Linked DNA regions of Homo sapiens: region 2 is linked to region 1. Evidence: read pairs that join two places in POLR2A ChIA-PET (ENCODE). Cell type or tissue: MCF 10A. All regions are shown on one strand.

Region 1 (8,000 bases):
TGTGAGGTGCTTGTAATCCCAGCTACTCAGGGAGGCTGAGGCACAAGAATTGTTTGAACCCAGGAGTCAGAAGTTGTAGTGAGCTGAGATTGTGCCACTACATGCCAGCCTGAGCGACAGACAGAGACTCTGTCTCAAAAAAAAAAAAAATAGTTGTCAATAGTTGTCCACACCCATCTATACTCCTACCTGCTGAGTTACCTTACAAATTTCTGATACTATCAAACTTTTAATTTTGGTTAATCTGATGGGTGAAAAATGGAACTTTCTTGTTTCAATTTCCTTTATTATAGTGAGGCTGAGCACCTTCATGTGTTTGATGGCCAGTTTTGTTTCTTCTTTTTTTTAGTGGAGGGTTGGGGGACAGGATCTTGCTCTGTCTCCCAGGCTGGAGTGTAGTGGCCTGATTTCAGCTCACTGCAACCTCCACCTTCCAGGTTCAGACGATCTTCCCACCTCAGCCTCTGGAGTAGCTGGGACTACAGGTGAGTACCACCATGCCCAGCTAATTTTTGTTTTTGTTTGTTTGTTTTTTTTGAGACAGAGTCTCACTCTGTCACCCAGGATGGAGTGCAATGGCATGGTCTTGGCTCACTGCAACCTCTGCCTCCTGGGTTCAAGCGATTCTCCTGCCTCAGCCTCCTGAGTAGCTGGGACTACAGGTGCGTACCACCATACCTGGCTAATTTTTGTATTTTTTGTAGAGACGGGGTTTCATTATGTTGGCCAGGCTGGTCTCAAACTCCTGACCTCGTGACCCCCCCTCCTCAGCCTCCCAAAGTGCTGGGATTACAGGCATGAGCCACTGTGCCAGGCCTATTAAGTTTTGTATTTTTTGTAGAGAAGGGGTTTTGCCATGTTGCCCAGGCTGGTCTCGAACTCCTGACCTCAAGTGATCTGCCCCCGCCCCCCACCCCCGGCCTCCTGAAGTGCTGGGATTACAGGCGTGAGCCACTGCGCCTGGCCTACTAAATTCTGATATACATGAGTTCTGGATTTTGTTTTTGTTTTTAAAGACAGGACCCAGCTCTGTCGCCCAGGCTGGAGAATCATGGCTCGCTGCAGCCTTGACCTCCCAAGCTCAAGTGATCCTCATACCTCAGCTTCTTGAGTAGCTGGGACTACAGGTACGCACCACCTCACCTGGCTAATTTTAAAAGTTTTTTGTATCTTGCCATGTTGTCCAGGCTGATTTCAAACTCCTGGCTCAAGCAATCTTCCCGCCTCTGCTTTCCAAAGTGCTAAGATTACAGGCATGAGCCACCATAACTGGCTGAGTGTGTTTCTGGACTCTTAAACTCTTCTACTGATTTCCCCCACTTTTAACTTCTACGACAATACCATACTTAAAAATACCTTTATTTATTTATTTATTTTTGAGATGGAGTTTCACTCTTGTTGCCCAGGCTGGAGTGCAATGGCGCGATCCTGGCTCACCACAACCTCCACCTCCCGGGTTCAAGCGATTCTCCTGCCTCAGACTCCCGAGTAGCTGGGATTACAGGCGCCTGCCACCATGCCCGGTTAATTTTCTATTTTTAGTAGAGACGGGGTTTCTCCATGTTGGTCAGGCTGGTCTGGAACTCCCGACCTGAGGTGATCTGGCCGCCTTGGCCTCCCAAAGTGCTGGGATTACAGGCATGAGTCACTGTGCCCAGCAAAAATACTTTTTTTTTTTTTGAGACGGAGTCTTGCTCAGTCACCCAGGCTGGAGTGCAGTGGCGCGATCTTGGCTCACTGCAAGCTCCGCCTCCCGGGTTCATGCCATTCTTCTGCCTCAGCCTCCCAAGTAGCTGGGACTACAGGCACCCGCCACCATGCCCGGCTAATTTTTTTTGTATTTTTAGTAGAGACAGGGTTTCACCGTGTTAGCCAGGATGGTCTCAGTCTCCTGACCTCGTGATCCACCCGCCTCGGTCTCCCAAAGTGCTGGGATTACAGGCGTGAGCCACCGCGCCAGGCCAAAAATACCTCTTTTTAGACAAGGTGCCATGGCTCATGCCTGTAATCCCAGCACTGTGGGAGGCTGAGGTGGGAAGATCACTTGAGTCTGGGAGGTTGGGGTTGGAGTGAGCCGTGATCCTGCCACTGCACTCCAGCCTGGGTGACAGCAAGACCCTATCTCAAAATAACAAAACAACCACCACAACAACTACCACTCCCCCATCCCTTTGTTTTTGAGGTAGAGTCTTGCTCTGTCGCCCAGGCTGGAGTGCAATGGCACCATCTTGGCTCACTGCAACCTCTGCCTCCTGGGTTTAAGTGATTCTCCTGCCTCAGCCTTCCAAGTAGCACCAGGCAACCACCCCATTTTAATTGTGGAAAATTTCAAACTCATACAAGAGTATATGTATGTATTTATGTATCATGAACCCATCACCAGGTTCAACAATTATCAATTTGTAGCTAATCTTGTTTCATCTAAATCCCCACCTACTTATCTTCACTGCCTACTCCCAATTATTTGGAAGCCAGTGCCAGAGTAATTTCATCCCTACCGTATCTATATGTATCTCTACAACACAAGGACTCTTAAAAAAGAAAACAAAAGGTGTGGTGGCTCACACCTGTAGTCCCAGCACTTGGGAGGGTGAGGCGGGGGCATCACCCGAGGTCAGGTGTTCGAGACTAGCCTGGTCAACATGGTGAAACCCCGTCTCTATCAAAAAATATAAAAATTAGCCGGGTGTGGTGGCGCATTTTTAATCCCGGGTACTTGGGAGGCTGAGGCAGGAGAAACCGGGAGGCGGAGGTTGCAGTGAGCTGAGATCACACCGTTGCACTCCAGCCTGGGCTACAAGAACGAAACTCCGTCTCAAAAAACAAAATGAAACAAAACAACAACAACAAAAAGAAAACAAAACCAAACTCTGGCAGTTTATGTTTTGAAGGAACTAAATTGTCCTGTGGTTTTCCTGTCTGGATTTTGCCGATTGCACCCCCATGGGTGTGAATTAACTGAACCATACTTTAAAAATTACTATAATTTCATGTTAATATGTACAAAATCTGTACATAAATCCCCCAATCTTTTTCAAAATTCAAGATGCCAGTACTTGTACTCTTCCATAGGAACTTTAGAATTAACTTGGCAAATTCCAGAACAGAACCCACTGGGACTTTCATTGGAATTGCCTTGACCTTTTTTTTTTTGTTTTGAGACAGAGTCTCGCTCTGTTGCCCAGGCTGGAGTGCAGTGGTGCAATCTTGGCTCACTGCAACCTCCGCCTCCTGGGTTCAAGTGATTCTCCTGCCTCAACCTCCCAAGTAGCTGTGATTACAGGCACGCGCGAGCACGCCCGGCTAATTTTTGTATTTTTAGTAGAGATGGGGGGGGGTTTCAACATTTTGGCCAGGCTGGTCTCGAACTCATCGCCTCAAGTGATCTGCCTGTCTCGGCCTCCCAAAGTGCTGGGATTACATGCGTGAGCTACCGCACCCAGCCTAGGCTTAATTTTTGAATCTTTAGCTTTTGCTGGTATTATGAAGGGGGTTGTTTTGTTGTTCTTGTTGCTGCTATTTTCTAATTGATTAAAAAAAATTAAGATGGTGGGGGTGGTCTCGTTATGATGTCTACGCTGTTCTGGAACTCTTGGTCTCAAGGGATCCTTCTGCTTTAGCCTCCTGTGGAGCTGGGATTATAGGTGAGCGCCACGAAGCCCGGCCTCTAATTAATTATCGGTGGTGTATAAAAAGAACAGACCTTCTTAATTCGAATCCCATCTTCTCCATTTATTATGTGATTTTGGACATGTTTGTTCAACTTCTCCTAGACTTTGTTTTCTTTTTACGACATGGGGATCATAAAGCCGGGATGCAGTTGGGAATAAAACCGGATAAAGCTCCCAACGAACCGCGGGTTTCATAAGATCAGGGCAGGGACTGGGTAAAAGGTTTCAAAGACTCCTGCACTATTGGGAAGGACGCTACGGGCGAGTCTATGTTGCATGCAGGCGACTCCATGTTAAGACGAAGTGAACTCCCTGAACCTTCAAGGGATAATGCACAACCATAACGAGAATAATTTTTAAAAATAGAGTTTTCTTCCCTGAAAACTTGGAGAGGTCCAGGATGCGCGCCATTCTGTGATCTAGGTTGACTCTCCACCTCTTCAGTTGGTACCACCTTTCCCAAATAGTTTGGAGCAGAGCACTCCGGTCTTTGTAATAACGTACTCCTAAGAGCTGTTCCAGTGGACTCACGCAGGCGCAGGAGACTACACTTCCCAGGAACTCCGGGCCGCGTTGTTCGCTGGTACCTCCTTCTGACTTCCGGTATTGCTGCGGTCTGTAGGGCCAATCGGGAGCCTGGAATTGCTTTCCCGGCGCTCTGATTGGTGCATTCGACTAGGCTGCCTGGGTTCAAAATTTCAACGATACTGAATGAGTCCCGCGGCGGGTTGGCTCGCGCTTCGTTGTCAGATCTGAGGCGAGGCTAGGTGAGCCGTGGGAAGAAAAGAGGGAGCAGCTAGGGCGCGGGTCTCCCTCCTCCCGGAGTTTGGAACGGCTGAAGTTCACCTTCCAGCCCCTAGCGCCGTTCGCGCCGCTAGGCCTGGCTTCTGAGGCGGTTGCGGTGCTCGGTCGCCGCCTAGGCGGGGCAGGGTGCGAGCAGGGGCTTCGGGCCACGCTTCTCTTGGCGACAGGATTTTGCTGTGAAGTCCGTCCGGGAAACGGAGGAAAAAAAGAGTTGCGGGAGGCTGTCGGCTAATAACGGTAACGATAATTATTGTTATTACCATGCTAACAGGTTATAAACATTGACTGAACTAAGCACCCTGCATGCCCGTTCTCATTTAATTTCCTCGCCAAGCCAATGTAGTTGGTGCTATTCTTGGTCCCTCTTGACAGAAACTGAGGAAGGAGGAAGGAGGAGGAAACTGAGGCCCAGAATCTAGATAAATTTCGAGAAATGGGTGATACAGTAGCCATGCCCTCAGGAAGTGTGGCGTTTGATGGAGGAAAACAGAGGTAGTCACAAATAAGTACATTTCAAAACTGTTGTCTAAAACAGGAAGATAATTAGATGGTGTGAGAACATAATTGAGGGAGAGTTTAAGTCCACTTGGAGTTGTCTTCTATTTGGGATTTAAAATTCATTATATGTTATCCATATTTGTCCAGCTCTCTTTTTGTATGGAATCACCAGATATTATTCCCTTTCTCATTTCCTTTCTCAACATTTATAGATTGGAGGGGGGAAGGAAAACCAAACCAGGTTATAATGTAGAATTGGTTTACCCCCTATTTTCTTGACATATAACGTCTGGTTTTCCACATATAATTTTCTAGTAGTTCAGTAACATGGACTCCCCCCAAATCAGGCCTACTTAGGATAGAAGAGGATTTTTGACTCCTGGATTTTGCTTTAAGACCAGCTCTTGGTTTACTTCCTGCTTCACCCTTACCTTTTCTTGACATCCTGTGGCCTCTCTTTGAATTTCTCTCACTCATCAAATGTTGTCAAAAATAGGACTACTTGCTGCTGTAGTAAGGATATTCTTGTATTGTGGCCTTAGTGTATTACATCACCCCCACGTCAGACTTGAGTCCCCCTGGTTGGTTTGGGTGAGTCAGTTCAGTATTAAGCTGGCATTCTTGGATCAAAATTATGTGGCTGTCAGCTAACTCAGCCATTTAGTTGACCTTTGAGGGTACTGTGCTCAGATTGGCATGAGATATTATGGGTGTACAGATATATGATGTACTCAAACGTTTTTTGGTATGTTTGGGGACAAAAACATGGTTTGAAATTGGCAAGTGAGAATCAGAGCAAGATAGGACACCATCTGGGTGCTCTACTGTTTTGTATTCTAGGTGTCTGGACAATTTAGAGGTGAGGGAGTTCAAGAGCCAGTTTGTGTTTCTGTGCTTCACAAAGCCACCCTTGTCTAATTCTTGATAACCAGAGTTTGGTTAGACAGGGACTGAAACAATCCTAGTGCATAGGAATCACCCACTAAATACCTGTTGAATTGAGTAGGCAGGAAGGCACTATCTGAATTGACTACAAAATTGCGGGTATGAAAAACTGGATTGTATTCAACTAGGTTGGTAAATTTGTTTAGACTTTCAAATTATCTGAATAGGGTTTATTTGGCCAACCTTATGCATAAATCTGTGTATTCCAACCTTGATAAAATTAATTTATTGCAATTAAGTTTGTCCAGGATTATGTGAGAGAGTCCTTCATTTCATTTCTTTAGTTACCAGGAGATGTTCAGGGCTCATCTACATCTCCTGGTTAATTTTCCTTCAGCTTTTTCTGTGTCTCTTCCCTAATTCTCTTTGAGTTCCTGGGAGAAAGAGGAGGGATATTTAAATGCCCTTTGACATACTTAATTTTCTTTGCTATGGGCAAAGTTAGGAAGCAAAATTGACTATAGAGTTGTTTTTTTTGTTTTTGTTTTTGTTTTTTTTTTTTGAGACGGAGTCTCACTCTGTCGCCCAGGCTGGAGTGCAGTGGCGCGATTTCAGCTCACTGCAACTTCTGCCTCCCCTGTTCAAGCAATTCTCCTACCTCAGTCTCTTGAGTAGCTGGGATTATAGGGATCTGCCACCACACCCGGCTAATTTTTGTATTTTTTTTTTGAGATGGCATCTCACTTTGTTACCTAGGCTGGAGTGCAATGGTGCGCTCTCGGCTCACTGCAACCTCCGCCTCCTGGGTTCAAGCAATTCTCCTGCCTCAGCCTCCCAAGTAGCTGGGACTACAGGCGCATGCCACCACACCCGGCTAGTTTTTTTGTATTTTTAATAGAGATGGGGTTTCACCATGTTAGCCAGGATGGTCTCAATCTCCTGACCTCGTAATCTGCCTGCCTCGGCCTCCCAAAGTGCTGGGATTACAGGTGTGAGCCACTGTGCCTGGCCTAATTTTTGTATTTTTAGTAGATACAGGGTTTCACCACGTTGGCCAGGCTAGTCTCAAACTCCTTATCTCAGGTGATCCACCTGCCTCGGCCTCCCAAAGTGCTGGGATTACAGGTGTGAGCCACCTTGCCTGGCCTTAGAGAGATTTCATAACCCAAGCGATTCTGTGAATAGATCTGTATTTGAGACAGAGATGTAGAGATCAGCAGCCCAAGGTACTCTGTGAAAAAAGGATAGATAACTGCGGAGGGCTTCCGTTTTTGTTTGTGTAGGGAAACTTGGTAAAAGGGGAATAAAGAACAGTGAGAAAAGTATAAAATTGTATCTAGAGGTTACTTTGGAAATTAAAAATAATGTTATTTGTACTTAGTAAAACAAAGTAGTAAAAGTTTGCTCTTTTTTTTTTTTTTTTTTTGAGACAGTCTCACTGTGTTGCTCAGGCTGGAGTGCACTGGCTGGCGCAATCTTGGCTCACTGAAGCTTCCGCTTCCCAGGTTCAAGCGATTCTCCTGCCTCAGTGTCCCGAGTAGCTGGGATTGCAGGCGTGCACCACCATGCCTGGCTAATTTTTGTATTTTTAGTAGAGATGGGGTTTCACCATGTTGGCCAGGCTGGTCTTGAACTCCTGACCTCAAGTGATCCACCTGCCTTGGCCTCCCAAAGTGCTGGGATTATAGGCGTGAGCCACTGCTCCCGGCCTGTTAACCCTTTTTTACTACAGAGAACTTGGAACCTGTTTCATCACTTTTCTGCTTCTTCCAGGTTCTTGATACATATTTGCCAGACTTCAAGATTTCAGAAAAGGGGTGAAAGAGAAGATTGCAACTTTGAGTCAGACCTGTAGGCCTGATAGACTGATTAAACCACAGGTAAGGCAGTGACCATAGGAATAAGGAACATTAATATATCAGCTTCATAAGTGTTTAAATGACTAATGTAATTTTATAAAGTAACACATATTTTGGAAGGAAATTTATTTATTATGAAAAGCAAAAAGAAAATAAAATCACCCACTATCCCACCTCTCAGATAAACCATGGTTAGCCTTTTGATAGATTTCTTTATAATTTTTTTCTATGTCTATATAGTCATTCCTTGATATCCATGGGGAATTGGTTCTAAGACCTTCCC
Region 2 (8,000 bases), 180 kb before region 1:
TAAAATTATTATTTCTCCTTTTTTTTTTTTTTTGAGACGGAGTTTTGCTCTTGCCCAGGCTGGAGTGCAATAACGCGATCTCGGCTCACTGCAACCTCTGCCTCCCTGGTTCAAGCGATTCTCGATTCTCCTGCCTCAGCCTCCCAAGTAGCTGGGATTATAGGCATGCACCACCACGCCCGGCTGATTTTGTATATTTAGTAGAGATGGAGTTTCTTCATGTTGGTCAGGCTGGTCTCAAACTCCCGACCTCAGGTGATCCACCTACCTCGGCCCCCACAAAGTGCTGAGATTACAGGCATGAGCCACCACGCCTGGCCGACCCCGTCTATATTTTTTAAAAGAAGAGGAATTATTTTAAAGCAGCAGATTAAAGGCTGACTTACTTTCCAGGGTAGGATATTATAGCAATTCTGATCACCTAGGGTGATACAGGCACTTCTATTTGTGACAGTTGCATTTTGTGACACATGGAGGTGACACAGAGGCTTTCCCTGTTTTACCAGTGAGGAAACTGAAGCTCAGAAGTAAAGGGAATGATACAAATTCACACACTAGTAAGCAACAGGGCCAGGACTCAGACCAGCACTGTCCAACTGCAAAAAAGGCTACGCTGTCAGAACTGCTCCTTACAGCAGCACTAGCAGTAATAAGACGGTAATCACAACAGCTACCATTTATCAAGCACCTGTCGTGTACCAAGAATGGTGCTAGGTGGCCGGCCGGGCACGGTGGCTTAAGCCTGTAATCCCAGCACTTTGGGAGGCTGAGGCGGGTGGATCATGAGGTCAGGAGATCGAGACCATCCTGGCTAACATGGTGAAACCCCGTCTCTACTAAAAATACAAAAATTAGCCAGGCGTAGTGGCGGGCGCGTGTAGTCCCAGCTACTCGGGAGGCTGAGGCAGGAGAATGGCATGAACCCGGGAGGTGGAGCTTGCAGTGAGCCAAGATTGCACCACTGCACTCCAGCCTGGGCCACACAGCCAGACTCCATCTCAAAAAAAAAAAAAAAAAGAATGGTGCTAGGTACTTTTTATATGTCATCTTTACTTCTCCCAGCAGTCCAGTGAGATAGAGGGCATTTCCATTTTACAGATAAGGAAACTGAGGTTTGACTTGCCTGAGGCCACGAGGGTATGGGCTTGCACCCATGTGTCTTCATAATTTGCAGTGCTGTGAGGCAGGGAGACTTGCTTCCCCAGTAGAAGGCATCTCTGTCAGACAAAAGAAATGGAGTCCTGTAAAGCATCTGGCTCACTCTTAAGGGCACGGTCTGTCATTCACCCACACAAACTTCCCCTGTGTCCTTGTCATAAGTTCCAGGCTTGAGACAGGCACAGGACATCTCGGCATATCTGTCCTTTCCCCACCCTCTATATATATCCCCAGTAGTCCCGCAATCACAATAAATGTAAGTTGATCACAGTGGAGCGTTGTTTGGAAGGCCAGATGCACTTTAGGAGTGAAAATCCCTGGCAGAGCTCTGACCCCTGGATTAGTTGGAGAACACTCGTAGAAATCAGCCGCCAGGGGGCACTGAGTTCCCAGCTTGATTCCAGAATAACTGCAGTTGTCTGCTCTATCCCCAACCAACTCCCTACTCCTACAGAGTATTCATTGAGAACTAATTCATTTCCCTCTTTAAAATTAATCATATGTTGACAGTTGACAGGCAGTGCTTCTTTTTTTTTTTTTTTTTTTTTTTTGAGATGGAGTTTTGCTCTTGTTGCCCAGGCAGTGCAATGGCACAATCTAAGCTCACTGCAACCTCCACCTCCCAGGTTCAAGTGATTCTCCTGCCTCAACCTCCCAAGTAGCTGGGATTACAGGCATGTGCCACCATACCCAGCTAATTTTGTATTTTTAGTAGAGACGGGGTTGCACCATTTTAGTCAGGCTGGTCTTGGAACTCCTGACCTCAGGTGATCCGCCTGCCTCGGCCTCCCAAAGTGCTGGGATTGCAGGCGTGAGCCACCGCACCCGGCCAGGCAGTGCTTCTCAGCGCCTTCCTTCAAGTAAATGAGACTCAGAGCCCAGAGCCCAGTAAGGGAGGCGACACACAGGGTGTGCGTATAGCACAGGGACAGGACTGGTTGGCTGTGTTTTGGGGTTGCTTAGGCTTCCGGGATGTCTCTTTCTTTTTCTTTTTTCTTTTTTAGCAGAACCATTGCTTACAATTGGCTTGGTTTTCAAGTTTCAGAGTGCAGTGGGTGGACCGAGGTAACCCTCTCCTGTGCTCCTGTGGAGCCTTCAAATAGCCCACTGCTTGCCCCTCCTCCTCCCCCCTCCAGCCACGCACTGCCACAGGGGCCTTTTTCAAAATGTGTTTAGGTTGTTCTGCTCAGAACTCCTCCAGTGCGTCTCTTCACTCAGGATAAAGACCCAACTCCTCCCCATGGTCCTCGGGGCCCTGCAGGGCTGGTCTATCTCCTCATCTCCTGCCAGTAGGCAAGCTGCCTTAGTGACCCCTCAGTCCCTGCCACATCTCCTGAGCACTCTTTCTCCAGGACCTTTGCACATGCTGTTCTCTCCTCCTGGCGTGTGGCATTTCCAAGAAGCCTTCCTTCTTTCCCCTCCTTCACCCCTGCCCAGCCTAGGTCTCATCCTGTTACACCTTCTTACAACATGGGAAGCACAATTCTCCTGCCTCAGCCTCCCAATAGCTAGAATTGCAGGCGTGCACTGCCATGCCCAGCTCATTTTGGGGTTTTTTGTATTTTGAGACAGAGTCTCACTCTGTCGTCCAGGCTGGAGTGCAGTGGCGTGATCTCGGCTCACTGCAACCTCTGCCTCCTGGGTTCAAGCGATTCTCCTGCCTCAGCCTCCCGAGTAGCTGGGACTACAGGTGCCTGCCACCACGTCTGGCTAATTTTTGCTTTTGTTTTTTGTTGTTGTTTTGTTTTGTTTTGTTTTTTTGAGACAGAGTCTCGCTGTGTCACCAGGCTGGAATGCAGTGGCGCGATCTTGGCTCACTGCAACCTCCACTTCCTGGGTTCAAGTGATTCTTGTGCCTCAGCCTCCCGAGTAGCTGGGACTACGGGCACATGCCACTATGTCTGGCTAATTTTTGTATTTTTAGTGAGACGAGGTTTCGCCATGTTGGCCAGGATGGTCTGGAACTCCTGACCTCGTGATCCACCCACCTCTGCCTTCCAAAGTGGAAGCACTCTTTAACAGTCACAATCTCACAATGATTTCCGTGACTATTTGAGGTATGTCATAGTGTGGCTACCCTGTCCCCCTGGCTGAGCTCTGTGGGAGCAGCGATTTTGCCTACTCCTACATTTCCCATAGTGCCTGGTACATAGGCACTTGATAAGCATTTGGGCAGACACGGTGTGACATAGTATGATGCGGTGAGGTGCTGGGTCATTGTAGTCCCAGGCCAAAGCAAAATCCTGGGCCCCTCTCATTGTTCTAGGTAGAGAAATGGGACTTTCTGCTGTCACTTGAGAGTATTGGCCACACCCTTGGTCTCCAATGATTGCTCCAAGATGGAACACCAGGTTGGGGACCAGGACCCAGTCTCCTGTTAGTTCACTGCCCTGCTGCTTCCCTGCCACTCTCTAACCCCAGCTTTCTCCCACAGGGATCTTCATTGCCTTGCTGCTGCGCTTTGACATCAGGTGAGTGAGTGAGGGCCTGCCCCAGCATGGGCTTCTCCAGGGATTCTCCAGTGGCCTTCAGGAGCCCAGAGAAGGTACCTCAGGAGACCAGACCCTCCACCCCCACAGCAGCCAGAGCAATTCTGATTTTATCTGCATTTTGCATCTTGAAGTTCTAAGTATTTGAAGAGCCTGTGGTCAAAAAATTGTTTTAAGAATCATAGGCCAAGAGATTTAAACCCACAAGGGCCTGGTGGTACTCACAGTGCTTTCTCACTGTGTGACCTTGACAAGTGGCCTGACCTTCCTGAGCCTCTGGTTTCTCATCTTGAGTTAATAACAAGAGTTCCTACCATGAAAATCTGGAGAGAGTGCTGAGCACACACTGACCTCAGTCGCTCTTGGTTGAATCCTGGTTGCAGTCATCATCATCATCTTTTATCAGCCTAGCGTCAGGTCACCATGTCTCAGCTGCTCTAGCTGTTCCCTGCCCTCTCTTTACTCAGACATTTTTCAGTCTGTTGTAGACAGTGAGCACGAGGGGGAGAAGGTGGGCAACTTAGGTCAGCGTTTAAAACACAAGAAAGGTCTTATCCAAGTTAATGCACCTATGCAATGGGACTTGCCGTCAGCAGGGGGCGCCAGCAACAGCTCCATCATTTTATGCCCCGTCATCCCTGTGAGGGCTGGCAATGTTGCACTTAACTTTGAGGTGGTTTGTGAACTTCTCTTGATTTCCTCATGCCTGATAGTTGCAAAAGCAGTAATAACAGTGACAGTGGTAATGAGAAACTTACTACCAGCATCATTGAAATCCAGTTTCCATGTGAAACTTAGGTTTTTCCCACTCACATACACCTGGGTTATTTGTGTAGTGCCACTTCAAACCTTAGGAGCATATGGGCTCACAGTCACCTTTGGAAGAGACCTGGCCAGTCTGTAAGTAGAGGGATGTCTGTGCCAGCCGTCTCTACTCCTGGCTGTTCAGAGGTAATACAAAGTGAAACCCATAAGAAGCCCCCAGGCTATTTGCTGGAGACAGATTCAACTGCCAGCACCCTCAGAGACAGAGTCTCATTTTTTAGCCTGGGCTCACAGCATAAGCAGCTCCTCAGCTGATTTCCAGAATCAGTGCAACATTCCCAAAGGGAGTCACTTGTATCCCAGTTCTCAAGATAGGTGAGTTCTCAAGGTACTTGCAGCCGAAGGCTTAGAAGCACCCAGGACAAGGAGAGAAGGGGGTCAGAAGCACTCATTCATTCCACAAATGTTAATTGAGTCCATAGTACTGGCTGGGCACATCCCAGGTGCTGGGGACATGCAGAGGTTACGGAGCTGGCATTGGAGAGGGAAGTCACGTAATGGCAATGCCGGGCTGTATATGATTCATCTGTTCTGAAGCTGATCTTGGATGAATCACCTCCAGGAAGCCACTGGCATTTATTCATGCAGCCAGCATCTAGTTAGTACCACAAATAGGCTATTGAACTATTACGTCCACTGCACTTAAAAGTAGTAACTTATCTTTGCAGTTTCTGTATCTGTGTTTCTCAAAGCATGATCCAACGGTATGAGATTCACCTCAGATGTTTTTTTCAAAATGCAGATTCCTGGGCCCTGCTCTAGAGCTATTAGATCAGACTCCCTGGGGGTGGGACCTAGAATCCTGCATTTTTTCACAAGCTTTCCAGATGATTTTTATGCTGACTAAAGTCTTACAGCCACTGTTATAAGTTGCAGCATTTGATATTCATAACTACCAAGGAGATGAGCTCATTTTCCCATTTTGCAGATGAGTAAACTGAGGCTAAGAGAAGGAAAGCAACTTGTCCAGAGACACATAGCTGGGGGCAGTATCAGCGTGCACACCCACCTCCAGACTCCCAGCCCAGAGCTCAGTCACCCCCCCACAACCTCTAGGGTCTTCCCCAGCTCCCTCAGAAGGGGTATTACTAGTTCAGTCCCTATATCTAACCCTCCTCCTCTTTCTTCACACCTTCCCTGCAGCTTGAAGAAGAATACCCACACCTACTTCTACACCAGCTTTGCAGCCTACATCTTCGGCCTGGGCCTTACCATCTTCATCATGCACATCTTCAAGCATGCTCAGGTGGGCAGGACGGTATCAGAGTGTCAGGAATGCCTCACTGCAAATAGAGGGACTTACAGAGGGATTTATTTGTAAATGCAAGCAGTCCAGAGATAGGCACTCCCCACTGGTGTTGGAGCAGTCATGTCTGTGATTCTCTTGGCCTTCCATTTGTGGTTGCAAGATGGCTGCCACTGCTCTAGGCAGCATGGGCACGTTAGAGGCAAGAAGGAGGGAAAAGCGTAACAGCCATGCCTGCTGCCTTCATCAGGAAGGCAGGAACTTTCCCAGAACCCTTTCAGCATCTCATGGGCCAGACTGGGGTCCTAAAGCCACCCTGGCTACAGGAGAGTCCAGGAAAGAGGATTTGGCTTCTCAGCCTTGGTAGTGGGAAGCAGGCAGAGAAGAACAGGATTGGAGTGGGTGTTGGGTATTGGGGCGTCCCTCCCCCTACTCCCTAGTAGACCAGGCTCTGCCTCCTTCTCCCACCAAGATGAGGATGGAGTACTGAGCTGCCACAGAATGAAGCAACATAGCACAAAGACTGGGAGCCCTCAGTGTGGCCTGGAGAGGGGAAGATTCAGGGGAAAGTGAGCAGACAGGATTGCCCTACTTTCTACTGGAAATAATAAGAGCTCCTGTTTGTTAAGCACTTCCACATGTCAGGCTCTGCACTCATGAGGATCCTTGTGAACAGGTGGGGAAACTGGAGTTCAGGTGACACACTGCAAGTATGTGGTAAAGCCAGGATTCAAACCTGGGTCAGCATGGAAACCACACCCAGGCTCTCAAGCCCTGGCCATGGGAAACGCAGCATTGAACAGGGGCTAAGGGAGCCCTGTTGTGAATCCCAGCACCACCCAGTAACCATGGAACTCTGGGCTTGCTGCTTCTGTCCCCTTTCCCCTTCCCCAGGGCCCAAATACAGACGAGCCATCTTTGAATTAATCACAAAAGCTGGGGTTTTTTTAATCACTCTGTGCCAGGCACTGTGCTAAACTCTTTTGCTAATAACTCATTTAGTCCTAGTACAGTATTACTTTATAGAAGGTCAAAAGGCCCCTAGCCCATAATTAGAAAAACCAAGAACAACCATTGTGGAACTGCCTCTCACTTCTGCTCAAGGGCTTCAATGGCGTGTAAGGTGAGAGTAACATGCGTATGGCAAGGGTCACAGAGAGTGACTGGACCTGGTTTGGAGGACTAGTTAAGAGACCTTTTGGAGGTCTCTGCAGCTCCCGGCCCCTTATTGGAGTCCAAGCCCAGAGCCAATTCCCCCAGTGGCCATAAGGTGGCAGCCTCACCCTCTGCCTGGCTGGACTGAGAAGAGGCTCCCATTCAGAGCTCTGGCACACAGGAGTCCTCTCCTTTATCGGAAAACTGCAGCGCTGAGAGAACGCGAACACTACATCAGGCTGGGCCCTGGGTGGCGATCTGGACTCCAGACTAATGAACTCCTGAACCCTGCCCCAAGGCCTGTGTTACTCCCCAGCAGCAGCCCAGCCCTTCTCCCCAGTCATCCAAGTGGGTACCTCTCTGAAAATCCTTGGAAAGGGGATCCAGGACATGAGGGGACCCTGTCCCATGGGGTCCCCTGCTCTCCAACACACAGGTAGTCCCAGTGCTAGCATTGGTCTAGGTAAGGGTCACCTCTGCCTTTGTGCAGTGGTGTGATCTCAGCTCATTGGAGCTCCGCCTCCTGGGCTCAAGCAATTCTCCTGCCTCAGCCTCCCAAGTAGCTGGGATTACAGGCGTGCACCACCACACCCAGCTGATTTTTATATTTTTAGTAGAGACAGGGTATCACCATGTTGGCCAGTCTGGTTTCAAACTCCTGACCTCAACTGACCTGCCCACCTCAGCCTCCCAAAGTGCTGGGATTACAAGCGTGAGCCACCACACCCATCCTACTTAGGGATTGTTAGATTCAATAATTTAATATACATAAAGCAGTATTGATCACAGCCCACCTATGACAGATGGCAAGAAATAAGTCTGAATGTTAGGATCAAGGGCATGCGGGAAAGACTTCTTTGTTCTCTGGCCAAGGGCTGGCTTTACGTTAAGAATGAAGTCTCCGGCCAGGCGTGGTGGCTCACACCTGTAATCCCAGCACTTTGGGAGGCCAAGGTGGGTGGATCACCTGAGGTCGGGAGTTTGAGACCAGCCTGACCTACATGGAGAAACCCCATCTCTACTAAAAACACAAAATTAGCCGGGCTTGGTGGAGAATGCCTGTAATCCCAGCTACTTGGGAGGCTGAGGCAGGAGAATCGCTTGAACTGAGAGGCGGAGGTTGCAGT

Evidence for each region. Peaks named below come from ENCODE experiments on the same cell type or tissue, not always from the same donor. Only the 100,000 strongest peaks of a DNase experiment are listed, where the experiment ranks them.
Region 2: POLR2A ChIA-PET joins it to region 1 with 10 read pairs; 24 of 35 experiments call an interaction of 5 or more read pairs at or near these places.

The regions. Positions count from the first base shown.
Region 1 is chr20:31,734,910-31,742,909 of GRCh38, forward strand. TPX2 (TPX2 microtubule nucleation factor) reads left to right here and starts at 4,381. Exons shown (of 18, transcript NM_012112.5): 1 at 4,381-4,712; 2 at 7,632-7,738. RefSeq lists enhancers at 4,394-4,443, 4,534-4,693. In MCF 10A, no CTCF peak of the experiment used is centred here; a DNase peak (open chromatin) is centred at 4,282.
Region 2 is chr20:31,556,019-31,564,018 of GRCh38, forward strand. HM13 (histocompatibility minor 13) reads left to right here. Exons shown (of 13, transcript NM_178581.3): 9 at 3,593-3,629; 10 at 5,616-5,718. Among named protein-coding and RNA genes, the nearest start is that of MCTS2, 13 kb to the left of the region's middle. RefSeq lists an enhancer at 4,567-5,766. In MCF 10A, CTCF peaks have their summits at 1,534 (motif pointing right), 4,238 (motif pointing right) and 6,964 (motif pointing right); DNase peaks (open chromatin) are centred at 1,533, 4,263, 4,993 and 7,013.